Linked DNA regions of Homo sapiens: regions 1 and 2 are each linked to region 3. A link is a loop called in an ENCODE intact Hi-C map of the cell type or tissue named here. Cell type or tissue: heart left ventricle. All regions are shown on one strand.

Region 1 (8,000 bases), 300 kb before region 3:
TATTATAATTCATTTATAATTTATTTTATTTTTTGCCTTTTTTCCATGTGTTCTAAAGGAATTAGAGTTTGTATATAACTATAATGGGGGATAGAAATTGACATGTGCCATGAAGGGAATGCAAAAAAGTGCCGTGGGAGATGAGAAGTGGAGAAAGGAATTTCTTTTTTCTTGGAAGCAGGAATAACTTCATGAAGCATGTATTTCAACTTAAACAGATAGTAGGCAACGCTGTAAGGGGAGTATGGCTGCAGCAAAAGTGTTCGGGGCAGACTGGGAGGAAGGGAGGGAATAAATTCAGCCATTGTTATGGAATAATGATCAAAATTTATTTTCAGCCCGTTTCACTTAAAAGTTGAGACTGCTTAACTTTTTTTAATCTTTAATCTTAAACTTTTAAATGCCATTTGATCTTTAAAAATATATGTTTTAATAGTGTATTTTAAGTCTCTATATTTTTGTTATTAGAATATATAGAGGCTATAACCTACTACCAAGCATAACAGACGTCACTATGGAAAATAACCTTTCAAGAGTTATTGCAGCAGTTTCTCATGAACTAATCACATCAACCACCAGAGCACTCACAGTAAGTCTCTTTCTTGATCGGTCTTACTGACATTGTAATAGTTTTTGGTAGCTTGTATGGCCAGTTAGTTGTATGGTCATCTTACGGTGAGGTGCTTGTCTTACAGCTCTTACTTATCCATGAGGCTTGCTAAGAAATTGTGCTTCTGTGAAAAGAATCTCAGCTTACTCCAGGAATGTAAATGACTATGTTTTTTCTGATTATTAAAGTAATACACGCCCAAAATAAAAAAATTCAGCCAATTTAGGAAGACACAACAATTAAAATAAGCCAGGCATGGTGGCTCATGCCTGTAATCCCAGCACTTTGGGAGGCCAAGGTTGGGGGCTCACTTGAGGTCAGGAGTCGGATACCAGCCTGGCCAACGTGGTGAAACCCCATCTCTACTAAAAATACAAAAATTAGCTGGGCGTGGTGGCGGGCGCCTGTAATCCCAGCTACTCAGGAGGCTGAGGCAGGAGAATCGCTTGAACCTGGGAGGTAGAGGTTGCAGTGAGCTGAGGTCAAGCCACTGCACTCCAGCCTGTGCAATAGAGCGAGACTCTGTCTCAAAAAAAAAAAAAAAAAAAGAAAAGAAAAAAGTAAACTACTGTCACCTGCATTGGTAATGTATCAGAAGTTTAAAATGTCTAGATTATAATTAACTCAGTGACCTGGTAATATATACTAAGGGAAAAATATTTATAATTTACATTTTTACATTTTTATTTTTTTAATTTTATTATTTTTTTTTTGAGACAGAGTTTTGCTCTTGTTGCCCAGGCTGGAGTGCAATGGCATGATCTCAGCTCACCACAACCTCCACCTCCCGGGTTCAAGCAATTCTCCTGCCTCAGCCTCCTGAGTAGCTGGGATTACAGGCATGCACCACCATGCCCGGCTAATTTTGTATTTTTAGTAGAGACAGGGTTTCTCCATGTTGGTCAGGCTGGTCTCAAACTCCCAACCTCAGGTGATCCGCCCTCCTCGACCCCCCAAAGTGCTGGGATTACAGGTGTGAGCCACCATGCCTGGCCTTACATTTTTATAATAAGAATTTATGTTGCTGACATTAGAAAAGAACCATAATATCCAAGAATCCAAGAATAATTAAATTATGTACATATGCTAGTATATAGTGTGATGCTTTGGAGAATTTTTAACAATATGGAGATGTATAATCTGGATTGTAATATTGAGTGAAAAAAGGCAGAATACAAACCTGGTGGGGGTATAGTCGGATTTCAGTTAAGAAAAATAATATTTACATATATACATTTCTCACACTGGCAGATAATCACCAAGATAAATTTTGGGATTGTGGATGATTTTTTTCTTCTTTATATTTTTCAGATATTCTCAAATTTTCTAAAATGAGCAAGTATAACTTTTGTTATCAGAAAAAAATAATATACAAAAGTAATGTTAATTTGCTGGTGACCAGGTTAAACCTTTTTATTTTTATTTTTTGAGATGGAATCTCACTCTGTTGCCCAGGCTAGAGCACAGTGGCATGATCTTGGCTCACTGCAGCCTCCGCTTCCTGGGTTCAAATGATTCTCTGGCCCCAGCCTCCTGAGTGGCTGGAATTACAGGCGTGTGGCACCACACCTGGCTAATTTTTGTATTTTTAGTAGAGGTAGGGTTTCACCAGGTTGGTCAGGCTGGTCTCGAACTCCTGACCTCGTGATCCACCCACCTCGGCCTCCCAAAGTGCTGGGATTACAGGCGTGAGCTACTGCGCCCAGCCAGACCTTTTTATTTTATTTGACAAAAGAAATACTTCCATGTTATAGAAGACTAAATATTGTTTGGGCTGTCTGCAGTATGGTCTTCCCTTGATTTGTTCAAAATATCGTAAACTTTGCTTATTTATTTTTATTGTGGCCGACTGTGTCGGGCACTGTTGTAGGCTTGGGATGGAAAAACAGGATTCCTGCCCTTAGGGTTTCTGCAGGCTGGTCAGGGAGACGATGTGGTAAGCTGGAGCTCAGCTCCTAAGGATGTGCAGGGGCAGTTGAGAGGCGGAAGGGTGGGAGATCATTCCAGGGTGTGGGCAGCACAGGAACCTCTCTTCATTGGGATATAATTGCCATTCTGATAACACGTGTTTGAGGTGTCTAAAGTAGGAAGTTGTACCATGGTGGGACAGATATCCTGTGGTTATCATACACAGATCTCAGTTTTCTTCTCATTGTTTGTACTTTTTATAAAGGGTAACAGGAGATATAATTCAATAAACCTTTGTGGTGTTTGGGTGTGATTTTATTGTTTCTTTCTTCTCAGTTTGGATGCTGTGAAGCTTTGTGTCTTCTTTCCACTGCCTTCCCAGTTTGCATTTGGAGTTTAGGTTGGCACTGTGGGTATGTATTTTCCTCAGTATATATTAATAGTTGTCTACAACAGTATGACATAAACATAGTTATTAGGATGCCCTTTTTCTTTCTTTTTAAGTCTTTTATCAATTTGGCTTTTTGGAAAAATATCTGATGGAATACTTGTTTCTGCTATATTAGCTGTGTGAGACTAGTGACAGGAGCTGTGGGAAATGAATGCCAAATGTTCTTAGGCATTGATGGGAATTTCAGGGTGTGGTCTTCAAGTTCATTTAAGGGAATTTTCATATGCTGGCAAAAGGCTTTTCTCATTAGCTTGACTCTTTCCAAAATTATTTGCTGTGAATTAGAAGTTTAGGAACCTTTTTTCACTTAATTGTGACCTAGCATACGAAATGGTGATGATTTAGGAACTACTGTTCTTGTATTAACAGCTTTTATTTAAAAATGATTTTCCTCCAGTAGATGGCCCTACTAGCATCTGGGAAATAATTTCAAGTCTTCTCCAGCATTCAGGAATAGGCTTTCATTTTGTGTATCAATTACTGAGAATGATTTTGGTGACTCACATCACATTTGAGAAGTAAACCTGCAGATTTCTTGTGTGTGTCAGCAAATGACCAACTGATATTTGCTTGAAGTGGATTACATTATCTGCTCTAGAATGATTGCTTTCCCACCTTCCTCACATACAGACTGAGCAGCTACGGTTTCTAATCATAGGTCTGGCACTAGACTTCACTTCTGGGCAACTTTGGCATTGGAGTAAAATGTATTAATTTAAAGAAAGTTAAAAATCCGTTCAAGTAAACATACAGTTCTAATACTTTTTACAATTTAAAATATAGATTTAAATGATAAAATAAAAAAGAAAATATGGGTAGACACCATAATCCTCGTTTCTGCATCTGTTCACAAGGGGTTGATATTTATGAGTTCTATTCTCCATATCCATTCTATGTTCTCTTAATGCTCAGTCAGCACCTCAGGTGGTTGGAGTTCAATGCTTGGTAGTTTGACTTACACTGTCTTTTCTAGGGGATTGAGCCCTGGGTAGTCCTGCTTATTTGAGGTTGCAATTTGTCTTTCAATAACTTTTACTACAAGATATGGCGTGTTAAAGGATACCATTGGGGAACCAACATAATAATATCAGGAAAACTAACCACGTCAGACCTGCCCCATTGTGTATCAAGTACACTATTTTTCCATAGTAATAAAGAGTTCACCCCAGCCAATTCTCTTTTATTTTGTGCCTGTTTACTCAATGGCATTAACATGCCCAAATGTCTGGGTAGCTGTCTCATCTCCAGTTCAGCAGAACCATTGTCATATGCCCTAGTAAAAGCATTCCTTCATTGGACACTTAGGCCCCAATACTTTCATTCAGATCTACTACCTGATTTCATTTCTCAAATGATTTTTATGGAGCTCTGATTTATAGGAAAGATGTTAGTTGATTAAAAATAAAACAATTTCTGAGCTGGTATAAAATGTATTGTGACATGCCTTCCTCTTGGAATTGCAAGAGAAAGGAAGACTGTTGTTTGCTTAAAAATTGTCTATAATTTGACTTTGCAAATGTCTGCTTCCAGAGTGCCTCCACTGAGTGCCTCAGATGAGTCTAGGAAGAGCTGTACCGTTGGGATGGCCACAATGATTCTGACCCTGCTCTCGTCAGCTTGGTTCCCATTGGATCTCTCAGCCCATCAAGATGCTTTGATTTTGGCCGGAAACTTGCTTGCAGGTACTGGTACTGAGTTGAAACAGGGACTCCAGGACTTGGATTTTGATTTCCTTAGGGGGAATGGGGGTGGTGAGCATATGAGGGGAAAATACTATAAGGTCATTGCCAGTGATGGCTTGTCCCTTTAGTCAAATTTCAGATGTTACCTATATGCATAAACACATGCAGTTGGCAGCTGTTCTGTGCTGAGTATTTTAAAGTAGCCTCTTCCCAATATAGCCCCTCAGTTAACTACAAGTAAACTCATTTTGAATTTCATTTTAATGGGCACCATATGCCAGTACTCCCTCGGGCACTGGGATGTTAAGAAAGTATAATGTATGGACTTCATTCTCAAGTTAGTTTTAGATTAGAGGGGGATACACGTAAACAAAAGTGCAGTGGTCACACAGAGTGGCCCTAATCACTCTCCTTGGGCAGATTTATGGGCTGGTAGGAAAGAGCACAACACGGAGAGGGTGTAGCACCTTGGCGATGATAATGGAGGATGTGGCCAGCAAGGAAGACGGAGTCCATTGAAATTGATTTTGGGAGAAGTTGCCAATCTCCATGAAAGAATTGGGGCCTGTGCTATTTGCTTCAGGGGGCTATAGGAGAGTTTCGTGAAAGGGACTAAAAGATGAGTATTTTAATAAGATCATTCATCCAACTTGAACATGGGCTGGAGGAGAAGGTAGGGAGACTCAGGAGATTAATGTTGATGCTAAGGCAAGATAATGGCTTTGGGACTGTAGGGAAGACACTGATTGTAAGAGAATGAAGGAGGCAGAATTGCCAGGCCTGGTTCACCAACTGAACTTCGGTTGTGAAGACAAAGAAACCTGGGATGACTTCACATCCTGGGCAGGTGTGTGGTGGTGACAGTCATGGAAATTGGGAACACAGATTTGTGCGGGAAACATCAGTTTCAGTTTGAGTTTGGCTTATCAGTTGAATATCAGGCACAGATGTCTGGCCAACTCTCAACATAGGGTCTTAAATGACTTCAGTTCCCCAAGCAATTTGTCCTTCCCATGCTATTGGGGTGGAGAGGTAATGTCTGTGCCCATATCACAGCCAGTGCTCCCAAATCTCTGAGAAGTTCATGGGCCTCTGAAGAAGAAGCCAACCCAGCAGCCACCAAGCAAGAGGAGGTCTGGCCAGCCCTGGGGGACCGGGCCCTGGTGCCCATGGTGGAGCAGCTCTTCTCTCACCTGCTGAAGGTGATTAACATTTGTGCCCACGTCCTGGATGACGTGGCTCCTGGACCCGCAATAAAGGTAATGTCCCACTTGGGTGCTGGATTCATACAGCCTTAATGACTATGGGTTTCCAGACTACCTTTGTTTAGTAATCTGTCCCTTCTTTATTCTCTTTTTGCTTTAAATGAACAAAATTGCTCAGATTGTGACACTAAATTTAACATCAAAATGTGACCATGTGGATGGGTGCAGTGGCTCGTGCCTGTTATTCCAGCACTTTGGGAGACTGAGGCAAGTGGATCACTTGAGGCCAAGAGTTCGAGACCAGCCTGGGCAACATCACGAAACCCCCTCTCTACTAAAAATACAAAAAATTAGATGGGTTGGGCCGGGCGTGGTGGCTCAAGCCTGTAATCCCAGCACTTTGGGAGGCCGAGGTGGGCGGATCACGAGGTCAAGAGATCAAGACCATCCTGGCTAACACAGTGAAACCCCGTCTCTACTAAAAATACAAAAAAATTATCTGAGCATGGTGGCGGGCGCCTGTAGTCCCAGCTGCTCGGGAGGCTGAGGCAGGAGAATGGCGTGAATCCGGGAGGCGGAGCTTGCAGTGAGCCGAGATCGTGCCACTGCACTCCAGCCTGGGTGACAGAGCGAGACTCCGTCTCAAAAAAAAAATTAGATGGGCATGGTGGTGCGTGCCTGTAATCCCAGCTACTTGGGAGGCTGAGGCAAGAGAGTTGCTTGAACCTGGGAGGCGGAGTTTGCAGTAAGCCTTGATTGTGCCGCTGCACTCCAGCCTGGGTGACAGAGTCAGACTCTTTCCAAAAGAAGAAAAAAATGTGACCATGTGTTTTATAGCTCTTTTAGTATCATCAGTCACTGTTATCCCTAAGAGGGAAATACCTAGCTTTAGTTTTAGGTTTCCAGCATTAGCCAAGAAAGCTCAGAATTGATGTTCCTGGCCAAGTACCTCATTGCTGTCTCCTTAAATCTTGGTTAATGGCTACTGTCCTGGCTAGCATAGTTATGGAGCATTTCCATGGTTGTAGAATGTTCTGCCAATCTCAGGGACAGTTTTGCTTTTCTGTGAAGCAATAAAATCAACTTCAAAACAAATGTTAACTATTTGTACAATGGATTTAAGATAGACCAGTTCACATACTTTTTTTTTTTTTTTTTTTTGAGATGGAGTTTCATTCTTGTTGCCTGGGCTGGAGTGCAATGGTGTGATCTCAGCTCACTGCAACTTCTGCCTCCTGGGTTCAAACGATTCTTCTGCCTCAGCCTCTCGAGGCAGATTACAGCTGGGATTACAGGCATGCACCACCACACCCAGCTAATTTTTTTGTAGTTTTAGTAGAGACGGGGTTTCACCATGTTGGTCAGGTTGGTCTCAAACTCCTGACCTGAAGTGATCTATCCGCTTCGGCCTCCCAAAGTGTTGGGATTACGGGCATGAGCCACCACGCCCAGCCTAAGATAGACCAGTTCACTTACTGTTTATATCTGATTACTCTCTCTTTGCCTTGTCTTCTACCTTTAAAAATCTCCCTACTAACTTCCCATTCTCCTTTAGCTGCCATCAGTCTTCTCCCTTCTCTGCAAACATCTCTGGAGAGTCCCAGCCTCAGCCCACAGAGCTTCCCACTGCTCTGAGGTGGACCTTGTTTGCAAGGCTTCTTTGGCTCTCTTGGCCTGGACCCTGTCTACTACTTCAGCCATCCTTCCTTAACCCCTGCTGGTGGTTTCTGTTGCCACACTCCATAGCAGCGTTTCCCGCCCAGATCATGTCTTTACATCTCTGGGCACTGCTCTGGTCCTGCCTGCCTTTCCCTCTTTGTATCCTGCAGGCTGCTACCCCCATCTTGAGTGTCCTCTTCAGTTGGCTTTCAGAGGGCCTCCTGGGTGTTCCCTTACCCACTTGCCACTCCCCAGTCACTGGGTTCAGTCCTTCCTGCCCACCAGCACATGCTTTCTAGGCTCTGTCCTAGGCCGTCTTCTCTCTTTGTAGTCTCTGGGCCAGTGCTGTTCTAGAGAGTGGCAGAATTTTCTATAACCATGGCAGTGCTCCATAGCTATGCCAGGCAAGACAGTAGCCACTAAACACATATAGCTGTTGAGCCCTTGAAATGCAGCTAGTGTGACTGAAGAACTGAACCCCGATT
Region 2 (8,000 bases), 99 kb before region 3:
GATGGGGTATGGGGGGAGGGAGGGTGGAGAGATGGGGGTATGGGGGAGGAGGGGACAAGGGTGGAGAGATGGGGGTACGGGGGGAGGGAGGGTGGAGAGATGGTGTGGGCGGAGGGGAGGGTGGAGAGATGGGGGTATGTGGGGAGGGGACAAGGGTGTAGAGATGGGGGTGCGGGGGGAGGGAGGGTGGAGAGATGGGGGTATGGCGGGGAGGGGACAAGGGTGGAGAGATGGGGGTGTGGGGGGAGGGAGGGTGGAGAGATGGGGGTGTGGGCGGAGGGGAGGGTGGAGAGATGAGGGTGTGGGGAGGGGACAAGGGTGGAGAGATGGTGTGGGGGGAGGGAGGGTGGAGAGATGGGGGTGTGGGGGGAGGGGAGATGGGGGTGTGGGGAGGGAGGGTGGAGAGATGGGGGTGTGGGCGGAGGGGAGGGTGGAGAGATGAGGGTGTGGGGAGGGGACAAGGGTGGAGAGATGGTGTGGGGGGAGGGAGGGTGGAGAGATGGGGGTGTGGACAGAAGGGAGGGTGGAGGATGGAGGTGTGGGCGGAGGGTAGGGGCTGCAGAGGCCCCGGGGTGTGGGGTGGTGTGGGGCTGGGCCGTGACAATGGGTGGGGTAGGAAGGACTTTTCAGTTGAGGAGGAGCAGCGCAGTGCAGGGAGACCCAGGCGGGAATGGGTCTGAGGACATGATGGGGTGTGTCAGCGTGGTGGTCAAGGAGAGGGGAGAGGCGGGAGGGTGGCCTGCTCCATCTGCTTCCAGAAAGGTGCAGGCATGCTGTAGGTTTCCCTAGGGACTCTCAAGGAATTGTGGCAAGGTTTTCTACAAGACTCTTATGCAGGTGGAGAGACAAAAGTAGCTGCAGAGCCTCAAAATCTTGACATAAACAGGTTCCCTTCCTTCAAGCCTGAAATTGGTCACTTAGGATTCCAAGTCCTCAGGAAAGCAGAGCTCCCAACTGTGATGCTTTTTGTTTTTAAGAGGTGGCGACTGATTTGCTGGAGCCAGCTTCTCATCTGGGGAAGTGTCTAGCATAATGATGGGCACAACATAGATGTTTGTCGAATTGAATTAATTCTGGTCATTTCCTGGAGGAGGAGAGACAGGATGTTTTAATAGCCAGTTATTTCCTGCGCCGGAGTTGGTTGGGTCTTCAGACACCAGCTGAATGCTTAGGGATTCTTTCATTTCCTAAAGTGCTTACAAAATTATGAAAAAGCACGACTTTGCTGAAAACCTGCCTTCATCTTTACTAATCATCATACTAGTCATCTTTACTCTCAGTGTACTGTGTCCACTTTCCAAGCACCCTTGCACGTGATTTCATTTGATCTGGGTAACAGCCTTGTGGGTGGGCTGCCGTCATCCTGTTCTGTGTTTACAGAGGTGGAGGCTTTGTCAGAGGCACACAGTTGGCAGAGCAAATACTTGACGATCCTGGGATGACTGTTTTTTTTTCAATTTTGCATGTTTTTCTTGTATAAAATATACCTAAGATTTACCCTGGGATGACTTTTAAATCTCTCTTTTTAAAAAGTCTTTGTTCCACAGTATTCCTTGATTTTCTGCTATGCCATGCATTGGACAAGACTAAACATCTCTTTGCAAAAGAATAACCTGATGCCTTTTTTCTTCGTGTTTAGGGCTCAAAATTTGGGCGGGGAACTGGACTCACTCAGCCTTCTCAACGCACGTCTGCTCGGAGATCATTTGGGAGATCCAAGAGATTCAGTATCACTCGCTCCCTTGATGATCTTGAGGTAATTTAATTTTCATTTTTCTTCTTTTCTCCTTCAAGTTTTAAAAAATGCAAGTCCACCTTGCAGATACGTCTGGCTGTTTTTTGAGTCCCTGTGGTCCCCTCCCCTCCTCCTCTGTAGTGGTAACCCCTGTTTTCTGGGGGACAGCGTCCCATGCACATTTGGGAACCTTTCTACCCTGCAATGTGTCTGAGCTGTCACAGGGCTTTCTGGGGTGCTCTTCTGTGTGCCAGACTCCAGTGAACACTTCTAGAAATGAGCTGGTTTAATCCCCACAAATACTCTACGAGGTAGGGCCTGTCATTGCCCCCTTAAAGACGGGGCGTGATCCACAGACATGGGTAAGTGTCATTTTGTGTGGCTCGTCTATCTGTGTTTCTTTTGTAAAGAACAATGAAAAGATTTTATTTTTTATAGCAGTTTTAGGTTTACAGAAAGTACAGAGAGTTCCCTTATGCCCCCACCCACTTGTTAAAAATGCGCCGTCGGGATCATTACGTCCTGCATTGGTGTGGGTGTTTGTTACAGTTGACAGGCCAGTGTAGACATATGATTATTAGCTTAGGTCCGCAGCTCACACGAGGGTTCCTGCCCGTGCTGTCCTCTCTGTGGGTTTGGACAAATGTCCGTGCCGTGCACCCACCGCTGTGTATCACCGAGAAAGCCGCCGCCCTGGAAATCCTCTATGCCCCACCTGTTTACCCTGCACCCTCCCGTTGAACTCTGACAACCACTGATCCTTTGACTGTCTCATTTGGCATGTTTTAAAATTTTATACAGGTGCAGCTGTATTCTATGTCTTCTTATTAATGTCTTATTCTAGAACATGTGTCATGTTTTCAAGATTTACTCCTGGACTTTCAGTCCAGTCCTTTTACTTGTTGTATGGCATTCTGCTATGAGTATATGACGATGATTGATGCCTTCCGCTATCGATAGACACTCAGTGGGAGTGGGAGAGAGTCTGCCCTTACGGCATTCTTGTACATGTCTCCTTCAGCGCGTGTGGGACGGGCGAGAGTGTTCTTAGCTGGGAAGGATCTGCATGAGCGGTGTGGCCAGACTCCGTCCACAGTGACTGCTCCAGCTCCTGCTCTTCCAGGAGAAAAGGTGGCTTCAGGGATGGCAGGGGTCCTGGGGATTGGCACGTTGTGGCTGCAAATAGGAATCTGCCCTTGGATGGCCTGTTTAGCTTTGGTCTCTCCGGGGAACTCGAGGGCAGGTCAGGGCTAGCGTGCTGTATCTGGGCGGGCAGCAATCAGAATCGGCTGCAATGGGGTGCTCATGCTGCTGATGAAGACTCAAAAGGGGTGTGTGCTACCTAAGGCAGGGCCTAGCTTGAGGCTGAGGACCCCGGGACCATTTTTGGCTCATACTGCCATGCTGAGCTGACCATCTGTGCACAAGTCCTGTTCATTTTCCTCCTTTTCTGTTGGTCATGAGGAACTCACTGTGTGGCCCTAGGTTTGGGCTGACAGAGCTGTGCTGGTGCCCTGGTGAATGATATGTGGGTCTGGGCCACGTGCTCTGCACAACCTGCCCCTTCCCTGCTGGGTGTAAACTTCTATCTCATGGTGGATTGCTGCTGGGTGTGCCCCATGCCAGGGTCAGTGCCATGCTCCTGATAGACAGCTCCAGCGTCTAATCACTGGGTGTCCCCAGTGGATGCTCCATCTCCACCAGGGCCCTGCTGCTTTCCACATGGCTTGTGGTCCCTGCTGTCTTTGCCCCACACCTTAAACTTCCTGGCTGTAAATCTCTTACTGGGGCCAAGGAGGATGGCCCAGGTGGCAGGGCTGCCTGTCCTTTTCTGTGTGGGCCCTGCTCGCTGCTGGCTGCCTTCCATGACTCCTTGGAGAGGGATCTGAGCAGCCTTCCCAAGTGAGGGGTGGTTTGCCTCTTGAGCCCATCGTCCTGAATAACACGGAGGAAGGCTCTCTGTAAGAAAACGATATTTATTAATATTTGGGAATAGGCATTGCAATGAGAATATGCATGCTGTAGTAAACTATGAATATTCAGGGAGGTCAAGAAAGACAGCAGTTTTTCAAGGAAAAATGAGGAGGATCACAGGATTGTTTTGAGATAATTATCTTACAAGGATGGGACCAGTCCAAGGTTGGACAGGCAGTTGCGGGACAGATGTCCTCAGAGGAATATTTTTGTATGTGAGGCTGAGATGGCCTGTGTGCAAGGTTGTGGTTTTGCAGTCTTTTGTGATGGATTTGTTATCAGGTCTATGAGCATGAGAACCCTCCCTTCCTGGCCTTCTCTGGCTCTGTAACACTTTGTTAGGGTTTTTAATACAAGTGACTCCATTTTCTTTCTGACAACTTTCACATTTCCCCCTTTTAATTGAGATCTTTCTCCAAAAGCATAGCTGACCAGTCATCCTGCAGTCAGGCTTTGATTGCCCCTTGGTGCTGGGATGGAGCTGTCCCAGTTTGGTGTGGTCTGGTTCCACATCATCAGGAAGTGACTGGTGACCAGGAGTCAGTGTCAGAGCTCATTTAGCCACATTTGAGCAACCAGGGAGGTGTGGAGGGAGTGGCCCTCAGGCGCAGTCTACCTGAGTCCACTGTTAAGTACGGTTTTGTCTGTTCCATGGGTGTTGGCATCATCTCAACGCGCTGGGCCAGCACGATTCTGTTAGGAGTTGTACTTCTGCAGAGACTTAAGCAACAGATAAAAAATTTATAAAGGGAAAATGCAGAGTGAAATTAATAATAATATGACAATCCTAGTTTGCATAATGTTTTGAGTCATGAACATAGGCTTAAAGACAACCAGTTGAATAAATCAAATGACCATAGGGAATTGGGTGAGACTTTTTATAATATATGGCCTGTTTCCTTTTTTGGTGTGTGTGTACTTTTTCCTTTTTGTGGAGAATGGGGTTTCTCATGTTGCCCGGGCAGATCTTGAATTCCTGGGCTCAATCTGTCTTCCCGCCTCTGCTGAGATTACAGGCATGAGCCACCATGCCCCGACCTGTTTTCTTATTTTGGGTATATGGTCCTTAATTTTCCCAGAAGAATTTATCCAGGTATAGCAGGTAGTATCAGCAATAGCACAGACATTTCCTTCTTTACGCAATGGATAATTTAGAGCAATTTTATCATCTAGTGTCCCATGACTGAGTTGGATTAAAGCAGAGTGAGCACCAGTTGTATTAGGGATGTTCCCAAAGTCACCCACTAGGGGGACTCAAGGATCTCTTAGGGTTCTATCTAGTTCCCAGCAGAAGCTACTGATTGTGAAATTTCGATTACACCATTATTCTGCCGAGTCAAAAAGGTAGGCATTAAGAGGGGTAAATGTGTCTTTATAATATGGACTCTTATTCCAGTGCCTTGGAGAAGCTGCCCACAGCATGAAGCTGTCGGCTTCTAGTCCTGTCTTGTGGTCTAAGTGTCTCTGGTTGTGGCATCAGTGGTTTGGTGAACTCTTGGTGTGGCCCACGCATCAGGAATGGGATTTTGTCCCTTAACATTTAGTTTCAGCTTATAGGGCTTCAGGAATAGAGTAGTTCTCTGCTTTTAGTGATTCTATGGGAGAAAGTTGGATGGGAGGAAGCTGGAAGAATTGAGGAGCTTGGAAACAGTGCACAGGGCTCCAGTCTAATAACAGGAGTATTGCAGCTTTTCTTCAGAAACATGGCTGCTTCTCTCTACATTGATCACACAAGAAAAAAATCACTCCGATTTTAACAACCTCCTGAGGCTGGGAAGCCAAACCAAGGCAGACTATAGATTTTGCCTACAGTCTTAAGGTTTCTGGGCCTGATACGAAGTGACAGTTTTTACTTACCCGCTGTAAGTCTAGGAACCCTTGAAGCAGGGTATTCTATGCACGTTCTCAAATTTGAGATTCCAGACAAGGCATTGGGAACAGAACCACTGGTCTCAGTTGTATCCTGCTACAAAGAGGGAACAGATTTTTTTTTTTTTGTAAATAACCACATTGCCATAAGAATACATGTGAACAGTTTCCAAATTTTGGAGGGATCGAGTAGGGAGAAAAAGCAAATGTTTTTACTTTTGTTTTCACAGAAGTATACTTTACCAGATTGCTGTAAGTTATAAACAGTTTAAGAAAGATAACGTTCTGGCCAGGCACGGTGGCTCACGCCTATAATCCCAGCACTTTGGGAGGCTGAGGTGGGCGGATCACAAGGTCAGGAGATCGAGACCATCCTGGCTAACGTGGTGAGACCCCGTCTCTACTAAAAATACAAAAAATTAGCCGGGCGTGGTGGTGGGCGCCTGTATTCTCAGCTACTCGGGAGGGTGAGGCCGGAGAATGGCGTGATCCTGGGAGGCGGAGTTTGCAGTGAGCCCAGATCCCGCCACTGCACTCCAGCCTAGGCAACAGAGTGAGACTCTGTCTCAAAAAAAGAAAGAAAGAAAACATCCTTAGATCTGGAAAACAAAACATTTAAGTAAAGAACCAACAATGTTTCAAATAAAAGTCATAAAAACATCTCATCAGTTATTTAATCTCATGTAATTAATTTTTGTTCTGCTTGATCTTGATAAGTAGTTTCACAAATTCATCTGTTTCCTTATTAGAGTTCTGAAGAATTTTCAGTTAGTCTGTCGATCTTAAAGTTATTAGAAACCTGTATTTAAGAGTGCTTCTTAGAGTCTTTTCCATGAATCTGATTGCAAATGCTTTTAGAGAAAAATCAAAACAATAACAATGGATAAGGAAAACAGAATAGCTATGGTTTAAAATCTGGTGGAAGTTCATTATAATTAGCAATTGACAAGGAAATCTGGCTATTTCTGTAGCATACAACATAATAACTAGAGTTATGGCATATTAGGTTTCTGAGAGTTTTATACAATTTTGGAACATTCCTATAAAAACACACCCATAAATGTAACTGAAAGAAGGTCTAGCATCACGTATCATTTTACAGTGTTTTTTATACAATTTACCAGATAAGCCTAATCATTTACCAGACGTACCAGATAAGTCTTTGTAAGATGAGAGATACGTCCTTTGAGGCTCTCCAGAAGCTTGACTGGAAAATACTAAAGCTAATTATGGGTCAAAAAGATTTAATTTAGAATTTATATCTTGGGGAAGCCCATCAAAGATGCCAAAAGATTTAAAACGCCTGATCAAAACAGGAGCACAGGTCACTATTAGATAATAGTCATTCATTTAACCAGAATGAGAAAGACTTCAGAAGCAACACAGGGAGTTCCATGAATGTAAACAAACAACCCACTCAAAGCTCAGTTTTCCTACAAAATAAAAAACTTAATAAAGACAACACAGGAAATTATCTTGATAAAACATAAAATCTTTGTTTCGTAGGCCAGTTACCAAAAAGGTAAAGAAAAACCTCCTGTGGTGTGATTGCTTCTCCTCATGGGAAGCCCGTTTGGTTTGCCTGGAAGTAGAAGCTGATGAAAAGTACTTGAATTTAATGAGACATAGGAAGAGGGTGTCCAGTATTACGAGTGCGCACCGTATTATAGAGGAATGTCAATGTGACAGTTAGTGGCTTGAGCAGGGCAGTACAGGGCTCTAAGTCACAGTATGGGAAGTTTTCTGGTTCCATGGAACAATTCAGACACATCCAGAAAAGCCGAATGTACAGAATCGAGTTATACAGGCGGAAAACAGTGCATCAGACCATAGTAACACAGTTAAAACTGGAGAAAAAAGTTCCAGGAGCTGACAAAAAAGTTGAAGGAAAGAGTCCTTGCCCTAGCCAAGCAAGCAGCTGCAGCTTCTCAAGGGGAGAGAGTGGAAGGCAGTGATATGCGGCCAGCAGGTCACACGCAGCAAGGCCAAGCCCAAGCCGAGGCTGTCAGATTCACCTGGAGAGGAAGACCCTGCCTGGAGAAATGAAATTGCCATTCTAAATGAAGACAGCATTTCTAACCTCATACGAGGGAAATTAGATGGAGACTAAAATAGAAAAAAGCTGCAGTTCAGAAGCTTGTTTTATAAACATACTTCAGAATTAAAAATCAAAACGTCCTGCAGTTTTACTAATAGCCGATCAATACTTCAGGAAAACCCTGTTGTTCTAACATAAGCGACCACGTTTTTTGCTTTGTATTAGTGTATTTTTAATATTAAAGTTTGGTCTTTAGAAGGACTTACACATAATTTTCTTCTAATTATAACCAACTTAATCATATAAAATTTATTTCGTAAATTTATCTTTCACAGACTTTTATGACCAATATAGGCCTTCGATGACATCCTTAAGCCTTTCTGC
Region 3 (8,000 bases):
CCCACTTAGTGGTGCTCTAGGAAGGGGGCTGGGGGAGGGGTCGGAATGGAAGATGAAGCCCAGTGCCAGCTGTGTGTACCACCCACCACAAGCCCGCATCCATCCTGCTCCCAGCACCCACCATGCCTCCACATTCACCGTGCCCCCAGGGCCCACCATGACCTCCCCCCCAACCCCCAACCCCCCATTCACCGTGCCCCCAGCACCCACCATGCCTCCACATTCACCGTGCCCCCAGGGCCCACCATGACCTCCCCCCCAACCCCCAACCCCCCATTCACCGTGCCCCAGGGCCCACCATGACCTCCCCCCCAACCCCCAACCCCCCATTCACCGTGCCCCCAGGGCCCACCACGCCTCCATGTGCACTGTGCCCCCTGGGGCCCACGGTGTCAAGCTGGGTGGTCAGTGGGTGTCCATTCTCTCTCCCTCTGCACAGACAGGCAAATGGGGGGCAGAGAGAGGGGTTTTAGGGGATACAGGGAGGCAGCTTCAGCCCTCGCTGGTCTCCAGGCCACAGTGGTTCACTCACCCCTCCTCCCACCTCGGCAGCCCTGGGATGTCGCTGCTGACTCAGGAGGAACCCGAGGTGCCGTAGCGGCTGCTCCAATATTGCAGAAGAGGTTCCTCAGGCAGCTCTGCCCACAGCCCCAAGTCACGAATTCCGTGACTCCAGCTCCATCCCAGGCCCCAGGGTACCTGGCCCAGGGTTGTGCTGCCGCAGACTTGGCCTGTACCATCCAGGCGGCGGTGGGGAGCTGGGGTTGGAAAGGCTTCTTGGAGTGGACTCCTGGGTCTGTCTGGGAGACGGGGAGGAAGGGACACTCTGAACATCACCAGGGGCTGCTGGGGGGCCCTGGCCACCCCCAGAGTCAGAACAGGCAGGTGGGGCAGGATCTCAGGTCATCCTATGCTACACTCAGCCATTGCGTGGCCCCTCTCCTCCCTGTGCCTGGCCTTTTGGCCAGCCCTGGGGCCACCGAGAGGATGCAGCACCGAACCCTCCAGGAGCCCCCAGTGCTGCCGTCTGTGGGACAGGGACAATCCCATCCCCACTGCTACTGTCTGTGCTGTGCTGGGCACAGAGCTGGACACCTCCAAGGCCCAGCGCCCGTAGTGGCTCTCATCATGGACAATTCACAGGCAGATGGTGGCCAGCTCTGTGGCCTGCAGGGACTGGGAGCGGCGCCAGACCATCTAGGCCCCAACCTATCTGCATTATCCTGGAAGACTTCCTGGAGGAGGCTTCTAAGCTGAGGCCCAAGGACCATGTCAGGTCTAGGACTAGGACCAGTGCAGGCCGAGGCCAGAGAGACAGCTGGGCTTCCAGGTAGGGTCAAAGTGAGGTGGGCAGCAGGTGTGGGGGCCAGGGGACTCGGGGACTTCCTCTCCGGCTGGGCCCGCCTGACGTGGGAGGCAGCCAGGGTTAATCATTTCCACGAAGCCTTGACCCCACCTGCCTTGGCCGCTCTGCTCCCGCCTCCCACTGCCCCTCAGGCCAGCTCAGGAGCCATGGGGCGCTGGGCCTGGGTCCCCAGCCCCTGGCCCCCACCGGGGCTGGGCCCCTTCCTCCTCCTCCTCCTGCTGCTGCTGCTGCTGCCACGGGGGTTCCAGCCCCAGCCTGGCGGGGTGAGCACTGACCTTGTCGCAGTGCGACCAGAGGTTCCCAGTGGCTACTTGGGGTCCTTGGGAGGAGGCCAGAGGGAGGGTCGCCACAGAGCGTGGGGATTTGAGGGGGCGGGGGTCCGAGCAGGGGGCTTACGTTGAAAGCTGGCCCTCACAGGGCAGGTGGGTGCTGGACTGGCCTTGGAGGCTGGGGCCTGGGCTCACGGAGCCCCACCTGGGGGCTGTCATCCCTGTGCGGCCTGGCCTGGGCCCCTATGGGTCTGGGGGCTGCCCCCTCTCTCTGGACCTCTGTTGGGTCTGGATGCGTGAGGTTGGGGGAACCTCCCAGGGCCTCCTAGCTGCTCCCATCACCAAAAACTGACGTCAGGGTTTAAGCTTGGTGGGTAGCAGTGCCTGGGCCTGGGCAGTGACCCTGAGCAGGTGTTAACTAGGGGCCGAGGGCGGGGAAGGTGTCAGGGCCTGGCTGAGGCCTCAGGAATGTCGTGTGTCCTCCTGGAACCTGCTCCGAGATCTGGGGGCCCCAGTATGGAAACAGGCTCAGGGCTGTGACCTCCTGCCCGGCAGGACCTGAGTGTGAGGGTCTGTCCCACACTGACACCCTTTCTGCTCCTCCTAGAACCGTACGGAGTCCCCAGAACCTAATGCCACAGCGACCCCTGCGATCCCCACTATCCTGGTGACCTCTGTGACCTCTGAGACCCCAGCAACAAGTGCTCCAGAGGCAGAGGGACCCCAAAGTGGGGGGCTCCCGCCCCCGCCCAGGGCAGTTCCCTCGAGCAGTAGCCCCCAGGCCCAAGGTGGGTCAGGTGGGCCTGGGAGGAGGTGTCGTGCTTCACCTTAGGGCTGGGTGGGAGGAGCATGGCTGCGGCTGGAGGTCCTGAGGGGCTCGGGTGCCCCTCGAGGGAGCCCTGACCCTGCCACCCCCTCCCCACAGCACTCACCGAGGACGGGAGGCCCTGCAGGTTCCCCTTCCGCTACGGGGGCCGCATGCTGCATGCCTGCACTTCGGAGGGCAGTGCACACAGGAAGTGGTGGGTCCGGGCAGCCGGGGCACCCGAGCTGGGGTCACCTGCCCCACGCTGCCTGCTTTTCTGGGAGCCGGGCACACAGTAGGCGCTCACCACGCAGCAGGCGGACCCAGTGAACCCAGAGACCCTCCAGGGTGGTGGGGTGGGGTGGGGGGCCTCTGCCTGGGACCCCCATGCACGCAGGTGTCGCCCCCCAGGTGTGCCACAACTCACAACTACGACCGGGACAGGGCCTGGGGCTACTGTGTGGAGGCCACCCCGCCTCCAGGGGGCCCAGGTGGGTGCTGGGTTGGGTAGCCTGGGGCGGGCAGGGGGCACTGGGCCAGGCCAGAAGGGCCAAGGGGAGGATGGGGCGGACCCGGGCAGGGGTCCTGGCTGGAGGGGAGCAGAAGAGGAGCTCTGGGATTAACCCCGGTGGGTGCCACTTAGGGCCAGAGCCTCTCCCAGGTGGGACCTGCGTCTCATGGTGGCTGCGCGGCCATCGCTGGGGCCAAGGCGCCGCCTGGTGGTGAGGCCGGGCCCTGCAGCCACACAGGCGTGCCCCAGGCAGGGGACAGGTGGGCAGGGTCTGTGGGGTGCGGTGCCAGCCGCCCTGCTCACATGGGTCCTGGGACACATGGGAGGGGTCTGCTGCCTGACAGTGTGGGTGTCAGGCTTCCAGGAAGCCACGTGCACAGCTGGGCCAGTGGCCCAGGTGTTGAGTGGGGGACGCTGGGAGGAAGGGGAGGTCTGTGCCCCTCCCAGGGACCTTGCACCCCGAGGGGCGTAGAGAGGGCCCCTTTGCTCTCAGAGCCCCTCACTGGGGCCTGATGGACGCCTTAGCAAGCAGAGAATGTCACAGAGGGACCCTGAGCCTCCCAGTCCGCCCCTCACACCCCCTCCCGCATGTCCCCAGCTGCCCTGGATCCCTGTGCCTCCGGCCCCTGCCTCAATGGAGGCTCCTGCTCCAATACCCAGGACCCCCAGTCCTATCACTGCAGCTGCCCCCGGGCCTTCACCGGCAAGGACTGCGGCACAGGTGAGCTGGGCCTCGGAGGTCCGCAGGGGTCCAGGGGCCGGAGCAAGTCCCCGGAGGATGGGAGAACAGGTGGCTCCCGAGTGCAGGGCAGGGGCCCTGCACGGGGACAGCAGGTGGCAGGGTGTGAGGGCTTACTGTGCACCCCTCAGAGAAATGCTTTGATGAGACCCGCTACGAGTACCTGGAGGGGGGCGACCGCTGGGCCCGCGTGCGCCAGGGCCACGTGGAACAGTGCGAGTGCTTCGGGGGCCGGACCTGGTGCGAAGGCACCCGACATACAGGTGCGCCACGGGGTGTGAGCCGTGCCACTGACCCCTGACGGGTGTCCCTGTCCACACCCGAGTGGGAGGAATGGCCTGAGGTCACCCAGAAACAAGGGACAAGGGGTGGACCCCGGCCCCGACTCCGCTGTCGTGGGGCACTGCGCGGCCCCTGGCCCAGCTCCTCGGCCCTGCCCCCAGCTTGTCTGAGCAGCCCTTGCCTGAACGGGGGCACCTGCCACCTGATCGTGGCCACCGGGACCACCGTGTGTGCCTGCCCACCAGGCTTCGCTGGACGGCTCTGCAACATCGGTGAGTGGGTCAGCCCCCCGGGGTGCCCTGGGGCAGTGCCGGGTGGACCCACCGTGGGCCGGCCTCACTGCCCCTCTGCCCGCAGAGCCTGATGAGCGCTGCTTCTTGGGGAACGGCACTGGGTACCGTGGCGTGGCCAGCACCTCAGCCTCGGGCCTCAGCTGCCTGGCCTGGAACTCCGATCTGCTCTACCAGGAGCTGCACGTGGACTCCGTGGGCGCCGCGGCCCTGCTGGGCCTGGGCCCCCATGCCTACTGCCGGTCAGCACCACGCCGCTCCAGGCCGCCGCATGCGGGGCAGGCAGGATTTGTCCTGGGGAGAGGCCCCCCGGCTCCCTAGGACCCAGGCGGGGCCAGCTCCGTCCAGACAGGCCCCGGAACCTCTGCCTGGGAGGCTGCCCGAGGGAGGGCCACTCTCTTCCCACTGCTCCAGGTGCGGGGAACCGCCCTGCTGGGGGTTCCGATGCCCCCTCCCCATGCCCTCTTCGAGGGGCAGTGTGACTCCCTGCCAGCCCCCACTTATGCACCGCAGGAATCCGGACAATGACGAGAGGCCCTGGTGCTACGTGGTGAAGGACAGCGCGCTCTCCTGGGAGTACTGCCGCCTGGAGGCCTGCGGTGCGCGGCTGGCGGGGGGTGCTGCCTTGGGCCCCACCGAGGTCACAGCAGTTTTCCCCGTGATCCTCCTAGCCCCTCCGCACACCTGGCTACTGCATCTCTGACAAATGGGGAAACTGGAGCTCACGGGATCAGGCTGGTCCAAGGTCACGCAGTGGGTCGGTACTGGGGTCACAGTGGGGAAGCAGCCCGCTGCAGGGGGCTGGTCACCAGGCGACGGCCTCGGGGTGGCACCTGCCCAGCCTGGACCATGCCCAGGATGGCCGCAGAAGCCTTTCAGGGAGGTGCAGGGAGGGCAGCGTGCAGGCCCCCCAGAGGCCACCTGCTTCCTGCCCTGGGGAGAGGCCCCCCGGCTCCCTAGGACCCCGGCGGGGCCAGCCCGGGGCTCTCATGTGGGGGTCTCTGACTGTGCTGGGGCTGGCTGTGGGGTTCCGGGCTGCTGAGGGGGCCACAAAGGCCTCCGTGTGTCCAGCCCCTCTGGCCCTCACAGAGCCTCGGGATCGGGCATCAAACCCCATTCTACAGATTTGGAAACTGAGGGCAGAGGTGAGTGGGCGCCAGGGCCTGAGCAGCGTGGACAGGGGGTCCGGCCATGGCCCTCTGCAGCGCCTCCTGCCGGGTAGGGCCTGTGTGTGGAAGGGGGCTGGCCCTGTGAACCCCAGGGGTGTGACCCGGTGACCTTTGCTCCCAGAATCCCTCACCAGAGTCCAACTGTCACCGGATCTCCTGGCGACCCTGCCTGAGCCAGCCTCCCCGGGGCGCCAGGCCTGCGGCAGGAGGCACAAGAAGAGGACGTTCCTGCGGCCACGTATCATCGGCGGCTCCTCCTCGCTGCCCGGCTCGCACCCCTGGCTGGCCGCCATCTACATCGGGGACAGCTTCTGCGCCGGGAGCCTGGTCCACACCTGCTGGGTGGTGTCGGCCGCCCACTGCTTCTCCCACAGGTGCACCTCCTCTGGGCCCCAGTCACCTGCCCTGAGGCCCCACACACCATCCAGCGTCACTATGCGCCTGTCCCCACCCGCTTGCGGACCCCATCCCGGTGCCTCTGCTGACCCCTTCCCGGGGTCCCCGGTAACCCTCTCTGACCCCTCTGGGTCTTGGGGCTCAGTCCTGAGCTGGGCATGCATGGACACTCCAGAAACCCTGTCCCTATTGAGGGAGGCCAGGGGTCAGTGGCATTTCCACAGAGGACCCAGCGCCTGCGGAGAGTGCAGTGGGCCAGGTCCTGTCCTCCCCGCAGGCCCCGCCCCTCCCAGAGTCCTGGCTCTCAGTAGGGAGCCAGGGAGCGCAGTGACAATGCGTCAGAGCCCTAGGAGCCCAAGCACAGCCAGGGAAACTGAGGCCCAGCCCACTCAGCCGGCTCCCCTCAGTGGGGGCGCACAGCCACCCAGGCCCACACTCTGGGAGGCGGGCCTCGAGTGGGGAGACCCTGAGACGGAGCAGCCTGGGCCAGACGCCCTTCCACCTTCGATGGGCACCCCAGTGATTAGGGGCAGGGGTCCGGCCAGCCGAGGGTCTGGCGGCCTTTCGAGGACCACAGCTCCCAGGGTGGGGTCCTGCGTGGCCCTGCAGAACCTGCAGCCGGCGGCTCCTGGGCCTGCAAATGGGGCCAGAGCCTTCCTCAGTGTGGAGAAATGGGGTTCCCCACATGGAGCCCAGGGCAGGAGGCCGAGGCAGGGTGGAGCGACCTCCACACAGCAGATGGGAGCCAGGCTCAGGGGCCCAGGCTCTGTGCCCAGCAGGAGTGAGGGCTGCATCTGGGGACCCCACAATGTGGATGGAAGCTGGGGCAGGGCCTGAGCAGGCCAGGTCTCCACCCACTCGGGTCGGCCTTGCAGCCGATCCTGCCTGGGCTTGGCCTGAGACTCCCCCCAGGGCTTGTGACCAGTGTTGTCAGGAGGGATGGCACCGCACTTCAGCTCCCATGCCTGGATCTGGGGGTGACTGGCAATAGCCCCTGCTTGGTGGTCCCTGTCTCCCCAGTATCAACAGCCCACACCCAGGCACCTGCTCAGACCCCTCCCCGGGACCAGGGTCCCACACCATTGGCCTCCGTGGGCCTGACAGGGGGTGGGGAGAGGTGAGCCCGGTGGCTGGGGGAGGGCTGGTCCATGCAGCCTCCAGCCCCCCTTGCACAGCCCCCCCAGGGACAGCGTCTCCGTGGTGCTGGGCCAGCACTTCTTCAACCGCACGACGGACGTGACGCAGACCTTCGGCATCGAGAAGTACATCCCGTACACCCTGTACTCGGTGTTCAACCCCAGCGACCACGACCTCGGTGAGCTCCGGCGTGTCGTGGCTGCACTCTGGGCAGGTGGGCCCTGTGCTCCCCAGGCCAGGCCCAGACAGGGGCAGGAGCTGGGCAGACATGTGGTGCGGGGGAAGCTGGGGGCAGGGCAGGGAGGACAGGGCACCGCTCCCTTCTGGATCTCCCAGGCTGCCCTGTGGACCCCACTGGCTACCCTCCCTCCACCACGGGCCCCGACAGCCTCCCGTTCAGCCCGCACACCACAGGCTGACCCTGGCCACTCTTCTGATCAGTCCTGATCCGGCTGAAGAAGAAAGGGGACCGCTGTGCCACACGCTCGCAGTTCGTGCAGCCCATCTGCCTGCCCGAGCCCGGCAGCACCTTCCCCGCAGGACACAAGTGCCAGATTGCGGGCTGGGGCCACTTGGATGAGAGTGAGTTGGGAGGGGGGCGCCCAGCGCCCCGCCAGGGTGGACAGTGGCCAGCCACAGTGTGGGTGTCACGCTGAGGGCATTGTGTCCCACAGACGTGAGCGGCTACTCCAGCTCCCTGCGGGAGGCCCTGGTCCCCCTGGTCGCCGACCACAAGTGCAGCAGCCCTGAGGTCTACGGCGCCGACATCAGCCCCAACATGCTCTGTGCCGGCTACTTCGACTGCAAGTCCGACGCCTGCCAGGTGAGCTGGTGCCCGCCCCACCAGGACCCGACTGGTGGGGGCTCAGCTGGTCCTGAGTCTCCGAGATGCTTGCCCCTGGGGAGCCCAGAGCCTGGCGGCACCCCAACCTGGCAGGGCCAGCCAGGGACCCCTGGGCAGGGAGCACACTTACTGTCGGTGGCCAGCACCCCAGGGCCACCCAGAGCCCTGCCGGAAGGGCATCCTCCTCACACA

What was found. A loop is a pair of places that touch in the nucleus more often than their neighbours do. Peaks named below come from ENCODE experiments on the same cell type or tissue, not always from the same donor. Only the 100,000 strongest peaks of a DNase experiment are listed, where the experiment ranks them.
Region 1: a loop joins it to region 3, with 4 times the contacts of the local background. A loop is called at or near these places in 3 of 110 quality-filtered maps.
Region 2: a loop joins it to region 3, with 12 times the contacts of the local background. A loop is called at or near these places in 97 of 110 quality-filtered maps.

The regions. Positions count from the first base shown.
Region 1 is chr4:3,142,298-3,150,297 of GRCh38, forward strand. It overlaps HTT (huntingtin), which reads left to right. Exons shown (of 67, transcript NM_001388492.1): 23 at 469-589; 24 at 2,855-2,931; 25 at 4,500-4,651; 26 at 5,708-5,910. Among named protein-coding and RNA genes, the nearest start is that of HTT, 72 kb to the left of the region's middle. In heart left ventricle, a CTCF peak has its summit at 3,385 (motif pointing right); no DNase peak of the experiment used is centred here.
Region 2 is chr4:3,341,298-3,349,297 of GRCh38, forward strand. RGS12 (regulator of G protein signaling 12) reads left to right here. Exons shown (of 18, transcript NM_001394154.1): 3 at 1,640-1,756. Among named protein-coding and RNA genes, the nearest start is that of RGS12, 52 kb to the left of the region's middle. In heart left ventricle, CTCF peaks have their summits at 4,953 and 5,164; no DNase peak of the experiment used is centred here.
Region 3 is chr4:3,440,490-3,448,489 of GRCh38, forward strand. HGFAC (HGF activator) reads left to right here and starts at 1,479. Exons shown (of 14, transcript NM_001528.4): 1 at 1,479-1,629; 2 at 2,243-2,423; 3 at 2,561-2,657; 4 at 2,852-2,931; 5 at 3,550-3,672; 6 at 3,822-3,953; 7 at 4,134-4,244; 8 at 4,330-4,504; 9 at 4,776-4,861; 10 at 5,553-5,805; 11 at 7,003-7,142; 12 at 7,406-7,546; 13 at 7,639-7,787. The coding sequence starts at 1,513. RefSeq lists a silencer at 3,009-3,058. In heart left ventricle, CTCF peaks have their summits at 3,168 (motif pointing left) and 3,404; DNase peaks (open chromatin) are centred at 2,652, 3,162, 4,202, 6,982 and 3 weaker places.